3 separate regions of the Mus musculus genome follow, and all the other regions are linked to region 3. Evidence: chromatin contacts called from ENCODE Hi-C or POLR2A ChIA-PET data. All regions are on one chromosome and are shown on one strand. Each heading gives the region's core, a stretch centred on a gene start or an enhancer-like site at or near the end of the contact. The rest is flanking DNA. Distances are from core to core; before and after follow the strand shown. Region 1 has its middle 34 kb from the start of Fads1. Region 2 overlaps Fads3 (fatty acid desaturase 3). Region 3 holds the start of Fads2 (fatty acid desaturase 2).

The links. Hi-C counts contacts between places; a loop is a spot of excess contacts on that map. ChIA-PET counts read pairs that join two places held with the same protein, here RNA polymerase II (POLR2A).
Region 1: POLR2A ChIA-PET joins it to region 3 with 31 read pairs in Patski. The contact joins the enhancer-like site here to the promoter of Fads2 in region 3. POLR2A ChIA-PET finds 5 or more read pairs at or near these places in 4 of 5 experiments (Patski and embryonic stem cell).
Region 2: a loop to region 3 is called in a map of left cerebral cortex, with 2.2 times the contacts of the local background. The contact joins the enhancer-like site here to the promoter of Fads2 in region 3. A Hi-C loop is called at or near these places in 7 of 37 maps with a recorded cell type or tissue (adrenal gland, gastrocnemius, heart and 1 more). POLR2A ChIA-PET finds 5 or more read pairs at or near these places in 1 of 5 experiments (Patski).

The regions. Positions count from the first base shown.
Region 1 is chr19:10,147,261-10,151,007 of GRCm38, forward strand. No RefSeq gene overlaps it. Among named protein-coding and RNA genes, the nearest start is that of Fads1, 34 kb to the right of the region's middle. Within about 2 kb of position 1,456, at least 1 of the 3 ENCODE cell types and tissues checked has a DNase peak (open chromatin) inside an H3K27ac peak, as active enhancers do.
Region 2 is chr19:10,058,629-10,062,328 of GRCm38, forward strand. It overlaps Fads3 (fatty acid desaturase 3), which reads left to right. Exons shown (of 12, transcript NM_021890.3): 12 at 1-1,043. Among named protein-coding and RNA genes, the nearest start is that of Gm29917, 13 kb to the left of the region's middle. Within about 2 kb of position 2,288, at least 1 of the 3 ENCODE cell types and tissues checked has a DNase peak (open chromatin) inside an H3K27ac peak, as active enhancers do; it is heart, where a contact is called at or near this core.
Region 3 is chr19:10,100,168-10,103,972 of GRCm38, forward strand. Fads2 (fatty acid desaturase 2) reads right to left here and starts at 1,336. Exons shown (of 12, transcript NM_019699.2): 1 at 1,056-1,336. The coding sequence starts at 1,262.

The DNA of each region.
Region 1 (3,747 bases), core at 206-2,705, 47 kb after region 3:
CACAATCCTCATTACTGCAGTTTTATTGGGTGCTTGAAGTTGTTGTTGTTATTATTGTTTGTAGGAAAACATGGATGTTTTCAAAACCAGAAAATATATATGAAATATATATTTTAAATATGAAAGTACATTAAAAATATACATACCCTACCCACAGAGAAATAACTGCTTTTACTAGAGTTGTGTCTGCCCTTCAGGGTCTCTGTGTGTCTCGCAGAGTCAGCAGAGAAAGCAGCTAATGCATAGCTGTGTGTAAGAGGGTGAGTTTGGTGGAGCAGAGGCCTAAGGGTAAAGGAGAAGCAGGCATGGCCTAGAGCCAAAGAATGAGGAGGGTAAAAATGCTCCCACAGAAGAATCTAGGTGATCAGGAGGACAGAACTCAGAAAGACTTAGGCAGCTTTTTGGATCTGATGTGCAGGAAGTCTGGAATGTAGAATCAGCCAGGAGGCTGGGGTTTGTGGAAAGGGAAGTATTAGGCAAAAGTGAGTGTGGAATGTAGCTCAGTTGGTAGGGGTATTTATCCAGAATGCTCAAAGCCCTGGGTTCAGTTCCTAGCATCTCATAAACCAATTGTATCTTCCAGAACTCATGAAGCAAAGGCAGGAGAATCAGAAGTTCAAGGACATCCTCCACTACAGGTCAAGATTGAGGCCAGCCTAGGTTATATGAAATTCTATCGAGAGGAGGAGGAGGAAGATGATGGTGATGAGGAGGAGGAAGAGGAGGAGGAGGGAGAGAAGGAGGAGGGAGGAGGAAGAGAAGGAGGAGGAGGAAGGAGGGAGAGGAGGAGAAGGAGGAAGAGAGGGAGGGAGGGAGGGAGGGAGGAAGGGAGGAAGGGAGGAAGGGAGGGAGGGAGGGAGGAAGGGAGGGAGGGAGGGAGGAGGAAGTGCTGATACAAGAGGAAAAATCTACATATAGTCCAGAAGGAATCAAGCAAGGAGTTAGACTTGAGCTTAAGGTTGCTAAAAGGCCAACAAGTTGTTAAGCTACGTTATACAGCCATTCATTTAGCAAGTATTTATGGAGTATCTGCTGTACAGCAAGCCCTGTTCCACCCACTGGAAGTACTGTTGATACGAGAAAGAACAACCTCTTGACCCCATAGTAGTTATATTTTATGTTGTAAATTTTATTTTCTTTAGCATCACTGGGCATTGAAACCAGCCAGGCCTCAGGAGTCTAAGCAAGCACTCTACCACTGAGTTACCCAACCCCACCATTGTCTCCTAGCTGGAGAGTTAGATTCAAAGGTTATGAAGAAAGAAAAATAGGGTTATAGAAAATAACAGGAAACAGGATGAGTTGAGCTGTGTGGAGACGCAGGTTGTGGGCTTCGTGAGAAAGGTGGGAGCCAAGCACAGTTCATCTTCCCTGGAGGAGCACGGAGTTTTCCCATGTCAAACACAGCTAAGAAACAGCAGGGCTTGGTATTTATAAAGCTGCCCTTAAATGGAAGCACACAGGACTGCTGGTGCCACTTGGTGATGTAAGCCTGAGTTTTAAAAAGCAATGAGTGCTGTAGCCAGGATTTGGTTTCTTTCTCAGTTCTGGCAAGACCTTCCTTTGTACCGAGAGATCGGAGAGCAGGGTAGGAGCCAAGGTAAATGGGCAGCTTGCCTTGGGTCAGGTCACACTCCACAAGTCCCGTATCATTGGCCACATTAGTTAGAAACCCAGAGTGGGAGCCCATGCCTTTAATGGAGGGAGTACTTCCTCTCTTTGCCGATCTCTAGTCCAGTGTATGGCATCAGCAATAAGGAATCAATGGCCTTTCTGAAACAAGGGCATTTATTTAAGCTGATAACTAATGGTAAGAAGGAGCCAGAAGATAAGAGTTCTAAGATGACAGAATGGCGGCGGGGGGGGGGGGGGGGGTGCACAGAGCATGTGCAGCACAGAAGGGCAGCATAGCTGGGCTGTGCAGTGAGCAGGACATCAGAGGGAAACAGTCGTTAGGTCACAACAGTCGTTAGGTCACTCAAGCTCTTAACAGTCTTATAAGATGTTTTTAATTATATTCAGAAACCACAGAGGGGTCAGCAGTATGACATGACTGTGGGTTATCCACAAATACTTGGCAGATTCAGGGCAGTCCCTTCAGCTCCTGTGTTATAGGAGCTCTCAGGATGAAGCCTGCCAAATGCTTTTCCTGAATGGATTATGAAATAGTCACATGGCGTTTCTCCTTTGTTCCAGTATTCTGTTGAATAACTGCTGATTGATTTCCAATAATTGTCTTAGGTTCTTAGGATAAAGTCTACCTCTCCATATCTTGTTAATTTATTTTGTGTGGGTGTGTGTTTTAAGCCTGTATTCTTGCACATGTGTGTGTACATGTGTATACAGATGTTCATGTGTATGTAGAAACTAGAGATTGGTACTTGGTGCCTTCCTCTACTACTCCCTTAATTTTTAACAAAAAGGTATTTCTCTCTCTCTCTCTCTCTCTCTTGAGTGTAGTGTGTGTGTGTGTTTCAAATATCCATACTCACTGAGCCATCTCCCCAATTCTTAACTGAATGCTAGTGAAAATACAACACATCAAGTTTTGTGGGACACAGAACTTTAAGACGTGTGTTTTAGGAAAAAAGGTTTAAAATTAGTGAAATATAAAATTCAAGTAGCAAGCTGGGTGTGGTTGTAGTTGCATTCTCATGTAAATACATCTGTTTGGGAAATTGAGGCAGGGAGATCTCAAGCTCAAAGACAGCTTGAGCTGTACGATGTACAGTGAGGCTCTGTCTTTTAAAACAAACTGAAACGAGATGAAAAGAAGTGGAGTGGGCACAGCTCAGTGCTCGAGAGCTTGAGGCCTGGCTCACCCCAGTGCCCACCCCCATCTGCATCCCCCAAGCCAAACAAGACAAAAGACAAACAAAACCGGTGCTTTTATTTGTTTCTGATATTCTAATAGAGTCATATGCCTATACTCATAAATGTATTGGTCTCTAGTTTCATTTTCTCATAATATCTTTGTCAGCTTTGGATTTTGGATTTGACTAGATTTAAAAACACAATTTAGAAAAATTTACCTTCTCTGTTTTCTGAAACACTTTGTGTGGCGTGGTATAATAAAATTTACCCATGAAGATATCTAGGGTCAGAATTTTCCTTGTGAAAACAATTTTGAATAAGATTTGTTTGGTGAATATAGTGATGGTTAGGTTTTGAAATTTCCTCTGTTTAACAGAGTTGTGTTTCTAGAAGAATCTCTCCATTTACTCCAAATCAGTGAATTTGCTGATGAAGTTATTCATATGAGCCCTTTAAGTCTGCAAGTTCTGTACAGAGTGATGCCTCTTAATATCTAACTTTCTGACAATTTGTTTTCTTATTTTATTCCTTGCTTGTTGGTGGCATTTATTAATTTGTTTGATTTTTAAGTAGTTTTTATTAAGTTTTCTTTTGTTCACTTGGCCCATCCCCTTAGTCTCTCCAGAACAATATATTCTATTTCCTCCTTGAGAGATCCTCCCCTCCCTCTAATCCCTTATTAGGTACCTAACCTCTGTGGTAATATGGATATGCAAAGGCTTCGGGCTAACGTCTACAAATAAGAGAAAAAATACAATATTTGTCTTTTGGGGTCTGAGTTACCTCAGTCAGTACATTTATTTTCTAGCTCCAACCATTTAAATGCTAATTTCACAAATTTTAACAGCTTAATAGTATTCCATTTGTAAACGTGCCACATTTTCATTAACCATTCATTTGTGGATGGGCATCTAGGCTGTTTCCAATTTCTGG
Region 2 (3,700 bases), core at 1,038-3,537, 41 kb before region 3:
AAGTCCTTTAAATATAAGGACTATTTCTTGAGCAGGAACTAACCTCTCACTTGGCCTCAGGATCTTCATCTGGACAATGGGTACAGTTGACAGTTGACTGCACTATCAACCTTTGAACAGCTCAAGGCAGAAGTTTTGCTTTATCTTGATTCTCTCCCCAAAGTGTTAAGGATGCTCCCTTCAAGCTAAGCACTGCAATCTGGGAAGGCACCCCTTCCCTAGTGCTTTACATCCAACTCAGTGCTGTAGGCATGCTAGGCAAGTACTCTACTACTGTCCTAAACCCAAGTTTGGTGAGAGAGGAGAGGGGACAGTGGACTCTGTCAGCCCCAGCACCGACACCCCATGGCTCCAAGCTGGGCTACAGATCTTTAAAGAGGTCTCAGAAGCTTTAGGCTGTAGCAATCCCAGCAGAAATGCTAAACTGGGCATCTCCTGTAGGAGCTGAGGCCTCATCACCAGCTGTGGGGACTACCCCACCCTCTCTCCACTCCCTGTGGCCTCCTTGCCTAGGGGAGTACCAGTGAAGCCTCCTGGATAAAGCGAGGGAAGGAGAGGTCCCATCGCGTCTGGGTACCTCCCTTGCTCTGTTCCATTCAGCTCTCCCTTCCCTGGGATTAGGTGGATGGGGCTAAGTCACGTGTCTGCTAGGACTTAAGGCTGCTTGACCTCAAGGAAGGAATTCAAGCTCTTAAATCCAAAGTAAATCCAAAGTGTCGCTTTCAACGCGATGAGAAATAAAAAGGATGCCCTAGAAAGGCTTGCGCCAAAAGGCAGAAATGTATTTAAAAGCTTTATGCGTATGACCCCATGCCTCTGGGCTAAACTGTTTTGTTCTCTGAGACAAGCCCTTTGCTTTCTCTGGACTTTATTTTCTTCCTCAGGTAAGGGCTGAAGATCCCTTGAAAGCTACTTCTAAGCCCTGTTATATATACTTGTAGTCCAAGGTACTTAACAGAAGGATCACAAGTTCAAAGGCAGCCAAGGCGACTTATTAAAATCCTGTTTGAGATGATAATAAATATTTTAAGGGTCTGGGGATGTAACTCAGTAGGAAGTCTTCTAGCATGTGTTCGCCGAGTCAAGCTCTAACACACACACACCACTACTTCTTGCCTCAAAAGCAAATTTCTTATACCCAGAGTGTATCACACCATCTTTCTGTACTTCCGTTCCCTGCAGAAGTCCCCTTTCCTATCCAAACTTTGATGATCCTAGTCCCACATAGATATGGCATTCCCTCAGCATACTGTCTGAAAGCACTTGGTCTCCACTCTGGCAAAGTCAGATTTCTGTTGGTGTCTCTGACGTGCTTAGAGATGTGTCTTGCTCAGAGGAAATCACCCAGCCTGCAGCACCATCCACGGGTATCCACATGACTGACTGCAGCTTGGACTGTGTTTCATGCTGCCCCTAGTGGTAGCCATGGGGAATGTGCTCTTTCCCTCCAAATCCAGAGTTATCCAATAAAATACCCTGCAGAGACCCCTGCCTTTAGGTCTCTTCCTTCTACCCAGAGCCCATTACTGATAGGTCATTTTTGTCCCACCTTCCCCTGTCATCTATGCTATAGCTCCTGGCAGTGGGTCACCTCCACTCACCTGAGTCCGTCTTCCTGTAGAGATCACAGACCACACTTATCAAGAGGACAGGAAAAGGCCATGGTAGTACCTTTGAAAGACCCCACTGTCTCCCTTTCTATTTTCTGTCCAACAGTCCTGAATCCAGAAAGAAAGGTTCCAGAGGGAAGTCACGGCTTGTTTGTCCTTTCGGTCAACCAATAGCTAAGAGACTCCAGTGGCCAGCTCCCACGAACCAGCCTCTGCCTTTGTGGGTGCGGCTGGCGGTGGGGAGATAAAGGCCTTGCGAAAGAACGATGTGTAAACATACTTTGTCCTTAAAACATACTGTGTTCTTAAAGACACCAGTACTTTCCAAGCCCTGTTTCCTGTTACTAGCTCCCTTTAGGCATTATTAGCTCTTGAACCAAATGGTTTGAAGCAAAACCCAATTAAGTGCCTTCCAAGTCCCCACCCCACCCCCACCCCCCCACCCCCAAAAAAAAGAAAGAAAAAAAGAAAAAGGCTTGATTCTGGCAGGAGGCAGTGGAGCCACTGTGAAGTCCTGAGACACTGGGCAATTTTATGTTTCATTTATCTGTGAACCCAGTCTGCCTAGAAATGCGCAGTCCTGTCAGTCAAAAGAACACCAGTGTCCAGATCGTACAGCAAGTCTTTTCCTCCAGCCCATTCGCAGGTCACCAGATGACCTGCTGGGACCCACTGCTGTGTGATCTATCTCACAGCAGCAGCTGTCCTCTGAACAGTACTTTCCAAGCCAGCTGAGCCGCAAGAGGCCCAAGGTATGGTTTCCCAAGTGGCTGTAATCTCCTTCTGTTCCATGACCTTCTTGCCTGAGGCCTTCTCCTCCCTCCCAGTGGCCCCGAGGGCTCCTCCAGCTATACACACAGACAGACACGTACAGAAACCTCTGGGCTTCCAGTTATACACACAGATAGACACGCACAGATGTTCAGGCTGCTCCAACAGCCCCAGAGAAGCCTCTGAGTCTGCTGTCTGGCATAAGCTCATACTACCTCAAAGATAGTAGGGGTTTTGTTTTCAATAGCACCTCATTCCTGATCATCTCTTTCACCTGAACTAACTGCCCCACTGCCTGCCTCTACCCCTGGGGCCAGCCTCCCGTACAATATGACATTTGGTATGATGGGGTAAAGGGGAAGAGATGGCCCAGCCAACTGGTATTCCCCATGTATGCTCTGATTCTTCTGCTGACACTGTGCTGCCTCAGGGTGAGTATCTTCCCCTCTCTGGTGTCAGCTTCTTGGCCTGTGAGATGTTAGGGTTTCATTAGGCTGGGCTTTTAAATATTAGAGAAGTCCATGACTTGTTAGGGGACAGAACCCACCCCACAACTTTGGGGATATTGGCCAATAGCCTCAGTTGAGCACTGTAACAAGAGAGGAGCTATTCATGTAGAGAGCAGGGATGTATGTCTTCTGCTCTGGACCTTAGGTAGCGCTCAAGGCAGAAGCTAGGAGTGTATATGAGAAAACACAAGCTCATGGATGTGAGCCTAAATTTACCTTCACATCTGAGACACCTATCCCTGCCGGGTTCCCTTCAGTCACCCTCCCACTCCCCAGATCTCTGGGTGTCAGCTGCCATAGACCCCACATTCACAGTTGGCAGGGTTTGGCCTGAGGCATTCTGGGTATTGGGGGGCCAGGTCCTGCCCAAGCAGCAAGTGGAAGACAAACATAGGTAAGTTCTGAAGGTGTGTTCAAACAAGTCTGCCATCACCAAAGTCTCCAGGGGGCTTATCAGTCAGGTGAAGCCAAGGCTCTTGGAGACTGACAGAAATCAGCCTTGGAGGCATTCTATCCCATGATTTCTTTTCCTCAAGGAGGAAACTGTGGCAGTGAGTACCCTGGAGATGAGGTGGAGGAAGACTCACGCAGGGCCACTCAGAGGATCAGTGACAATGTCTGCCATCCCAAGCCTTGTACTAGTTACAGTGTGGTCACTGGGAATCACCCCCCACAGACTTCCTACTATCCCTCCATACTTATATGGATAGGTTCTGGTCACCTATGGAGATGAGATCTTTGCTGGAGCACTCCCCAACCTTGCTGGGAGCAGCTACAAGGCCAACAGAAACCTCGGGAGTATTGGCCACC
Region 3 (3,805 bases), core at 86-2,585:
GCGGTCTGATAAGTTTATCCCTCTTCTCAGCCTCCTCCCACTCGTCTTTCCCAAGCTCTCTCCAGCTACATCTTTTCCTCTGCTTTCAGCCCACCAAGAAAGGTGCCAAGAAAGGTCTGGCTTTCCTCTTTGACTTTGTTTCTCCTCTTACCCACCTGACTACACAATCACTTTATGGTTGGGGGTGGGGCCAGGCACGGTATGGGGTACTGTGCAATATAGGATAGCCTCCGTTCCACAGAGGTCTCAGAGACTTCAACAACCTCCATGAGTGCAAGAGGGGAAGGGTGATCCTGGCAGGATCTAAAAACAGAGGGCCATTGAGTTGAATGTCCGATAGTAACCCCAGAGGCAGATGGACCTGTTGCCAAGCCAGTCTTAGATTCACCTTCTAGATCCCCTGCGGACCTGAATTTTGCAAAATCCAGCCCGTTCGCCTTCCACCAATTCCCCACCAGGATTTCCCAGAAGGCTGGCACTTGGAGTGAGTCGGGATAATCCTCGGGAGCGTGGGAATCTGAACTACTAGGAAGTCTCTGTCGGGCAGCCATTGTGGACCTTCTTAGACAGGAGTCCAAGCAGGAGCGAGTCCTGGCCAGGAACCAGCTTTCCTTCTCCGCCCCCTGGTCTGGCAGGAGAGTCCCACATATGGCTGCCCGCTCTCAGGCTCCTCTCCCCGGCGCCCAAGGGTGGCCATCTTCCACTTGGGGAGCGCCGAACACGAAGGCTGGAGCGCCCCCTTTGGAGAGTCCCAGGCTCCGGCTGGAACAGCGCGCAGTATGCGCTGTGAACATGCACCGGGCACAGTTTACCACTGATGGGACTTCCACAGAGGTGCTAAGGCCTGGCGTCCAAAAGGCTCGGCCAAAGTCTGCCCAGTTGACCCAGAGGAGAACGATTCCAGGAGGGAGGTGAGGGCAGTTGGTACACTTTCTTTCCCTGCTGAACGTCCTGCGCTCCTTTAAGAACCGGGGATCTGTTTGGCGCCCAGGGACCCCGGGCTCCTGACACCAGCCTGCAGCAGACAAGAGTGGCTGGCACCCCCAGACTCTTACCGTAGCATCTTCTCCCGAATAGTGTCCGATGACACGGTGGCCCCCCGGGTGCCGCTGGGACCATTTGGTAACGTTGTAGACCTTGCGGTCGATGACGAGCCACCGGTCGGTGCGCAGGTTGTGCTTCTGAATCTCCTCCCAACGGAAGGTGGGCATCGGAGCCTGGCGCTCGGTGCTCCCCTCTCCCTGGTTACCTCCCTTCCCCATGCTGCCAGTCTACCCGGATGCCCCGTGCGCTACGGCCTCCGGGCGCCCGCGGCTCGCAACACCGACGGTCCCTCTCCTGGCCGCAGTGTGCGGTCGGCGCCCTCCTCGCTTTCGGCTTTTGTCTTCTACTCCTCCTCCCACCGTGCCTCCTCCCCTCGCTTTCGCTCCTCCTCGCCTTCACTAGCTAGCCAGTACCCCTGCCTTCCCTCAGGAGTACCCCTGGCTTCCCAGTGCCCCCAAGCGGTCCCCTTCCTCCGCCCACCCTAGGCCCGCCTGCTGTGGACTTTTGCCTCCGGTGAAAACTCCAGGATAGCTCAGGGCCTCGCTGCCTCCTCCCCCCACCCCTCTGGCTCCCCCCGTTCCCGGCTCCGCATCCTCCCGAGTTCCCCGCCACCCGGGTTTCCACAGTGATCAGCAGAGCGCCTGCACCAATCAGGGCTCGTCGCCCCGCCTGCCATTGGCCCAGGAGGATCTTTCGAAGGCCAGCGGGCTGGAGCGGCGGGTCCGCGGCTTCCCCCTCCCTCGCGCCCGCCCGCATGGAGTTAAGCCCTGCTGGGCGGTCGGCGACGTGTCTGACCTCCTCCTCCTCCCTTCGCTGCCTGGAGCCGGGGAAGCGGGAGTAGATCTCTGAGAAGCTGGGAGGGGAGAGCGGGGGGCGGGGGGGGGGGCGGGGGCGGCAGCTGGGCTTTTCTTTGCGCGCTTCAGAGCGCCAACGCGCTCGGCCGGGGATTTGCACCTGATGCTCGCACAAAGGAGGCGCAGCGGTTATGGTGAACAACGCTCGGCCTCCGGCTAAACAAGGCCCCCTCCTGGGCTGTCATGACTAGGTGATATTTCTGCCTGGCTAGATGGGACTCAAGTCTCCTGTATCTCACATTGTCTAAGAGATCCATATTGTTTATTGCTTTCCTGAAACCTTCCTAGAGAAAGGAGCCAGGAGTGGGTCTCTGTTTAACCAGGGCTCTGAATCCTTTCAACTTGGTCATCTTGGAAAAGAACGGTGGAATCTCTGCTTTCTTCCTCGTGCTAAGTGCCGCGGGAGTGGCTTCTGGGGAGGGTGCCAGGATAAACTGGACACCTTTCTTGTCTTCGACTGAGAAAGAGTTCACAAGCCTGGTTGGGAAACATGAAAGCAATAAAAGCCCGCGATTGATTTGACAGTAGTACACCACTTGCAGGCAAGAGAGACACTGATACCAAGGGAGTATAGTAGGAAGAAAGGCCCTATTCGCTAAAGTCTCACCACAATCCTATGATATTGTTATAGCTAACTTCAAAATGAAGAGTCTGAGGGTAAGAGAGATAAAATGGTCAAGACATACATGCTTAGCTAGTGGCCCTGTTTGGCCTCTTCCATGACCCTTTCAAGACTTTGGGCTCCCTAGCTCCACATGACACTGGTCCAAAGGAAGTACCTGGTGCAGGGGGTAATACATTCCCATAGTCCCTCCCATCGTATACTCCTCTCATTCTGTCCTGGCATCCATCAGGAGCAGCCTTTCTTCATTCCACAAACTCCAGACTCAAGGAGTGTTGAGTGAAGCTTTTCCGGCTTAGAGGAGAGGAAACAAACATCCAAACAGATGTTCGTTTGGCCTGCCCAAAAGATAGAAGTGAGTGAAGTAGGTGTGCTGGTCGTGTCCATACTGTCATCCATCAGAAACCTGAGGCAGGATATTGCCATGAGTTCAAGGCTGGCCTGGGACACGACTATGCATAAGGAGCAAGACTGTTGTCTTTTGTGCATGTTAACGATGGAATATAATAAAGTCAAGAAAGCTGTTTTGTATTTGTTTGTTTGTTTGTTTGTTTGTTTTTCAAAAGATGGATTATCACAATACACAGATAACTTTAATGATAATTTTTTTAGAGTTTTAAAGCTCAGAGGGATGACTGACAGCTGACAGGGAACCCCAATAAGTGCTTCACAGCAGAAGCTTGGAAGGCCGAGAAAAGACCAAGTGAGAAGGCCCCAAGAATGGGCTACAGCGGACTCCCAATGAAGACAGGAGTAAACGGACAGCCCAACCAGGGCTGCTGTGAGTAGAGTTCAAGTTGGTAACATTCCCACTTGCTTAAAGACAATGGAGATGAGCATTAGAAACCCACCAATCAAGGGTGTACCACGGTGGGACCTGCGATATGCAAAGAGAACAGCAGGCTTGGGGCTGCACCAACCAAAAGAATAGTCACCAAATGTACTAGGCCCTGAGCTAGATTGCCGGAGTGGTGGTGCACACATAAAATTCTAGACTCAAGAGGTAAAGTCAGGGTGACCCAAAATTCAAATTTATCTTTGCTACAGAGTAGGTTCAAGGTGAGCTCTTGAGACCGTGTCTGGAACAAGGAAGGGAAGGGGGTGAGAGGAAGGGTTGAAGAGATGGTAGGGTGTATCAAGAAGCAATCCATGGATTGCTGTTTCAGAGGACCCGAGTTTGATTTCCAGCACCCATGTTGGCTGGCTCACAAGTGCCTGTAATTGCAGCTCCGAGGGATTCAACACCCTCTTCTGGCCTCCTTGGGTACTCACATGCACACACCCA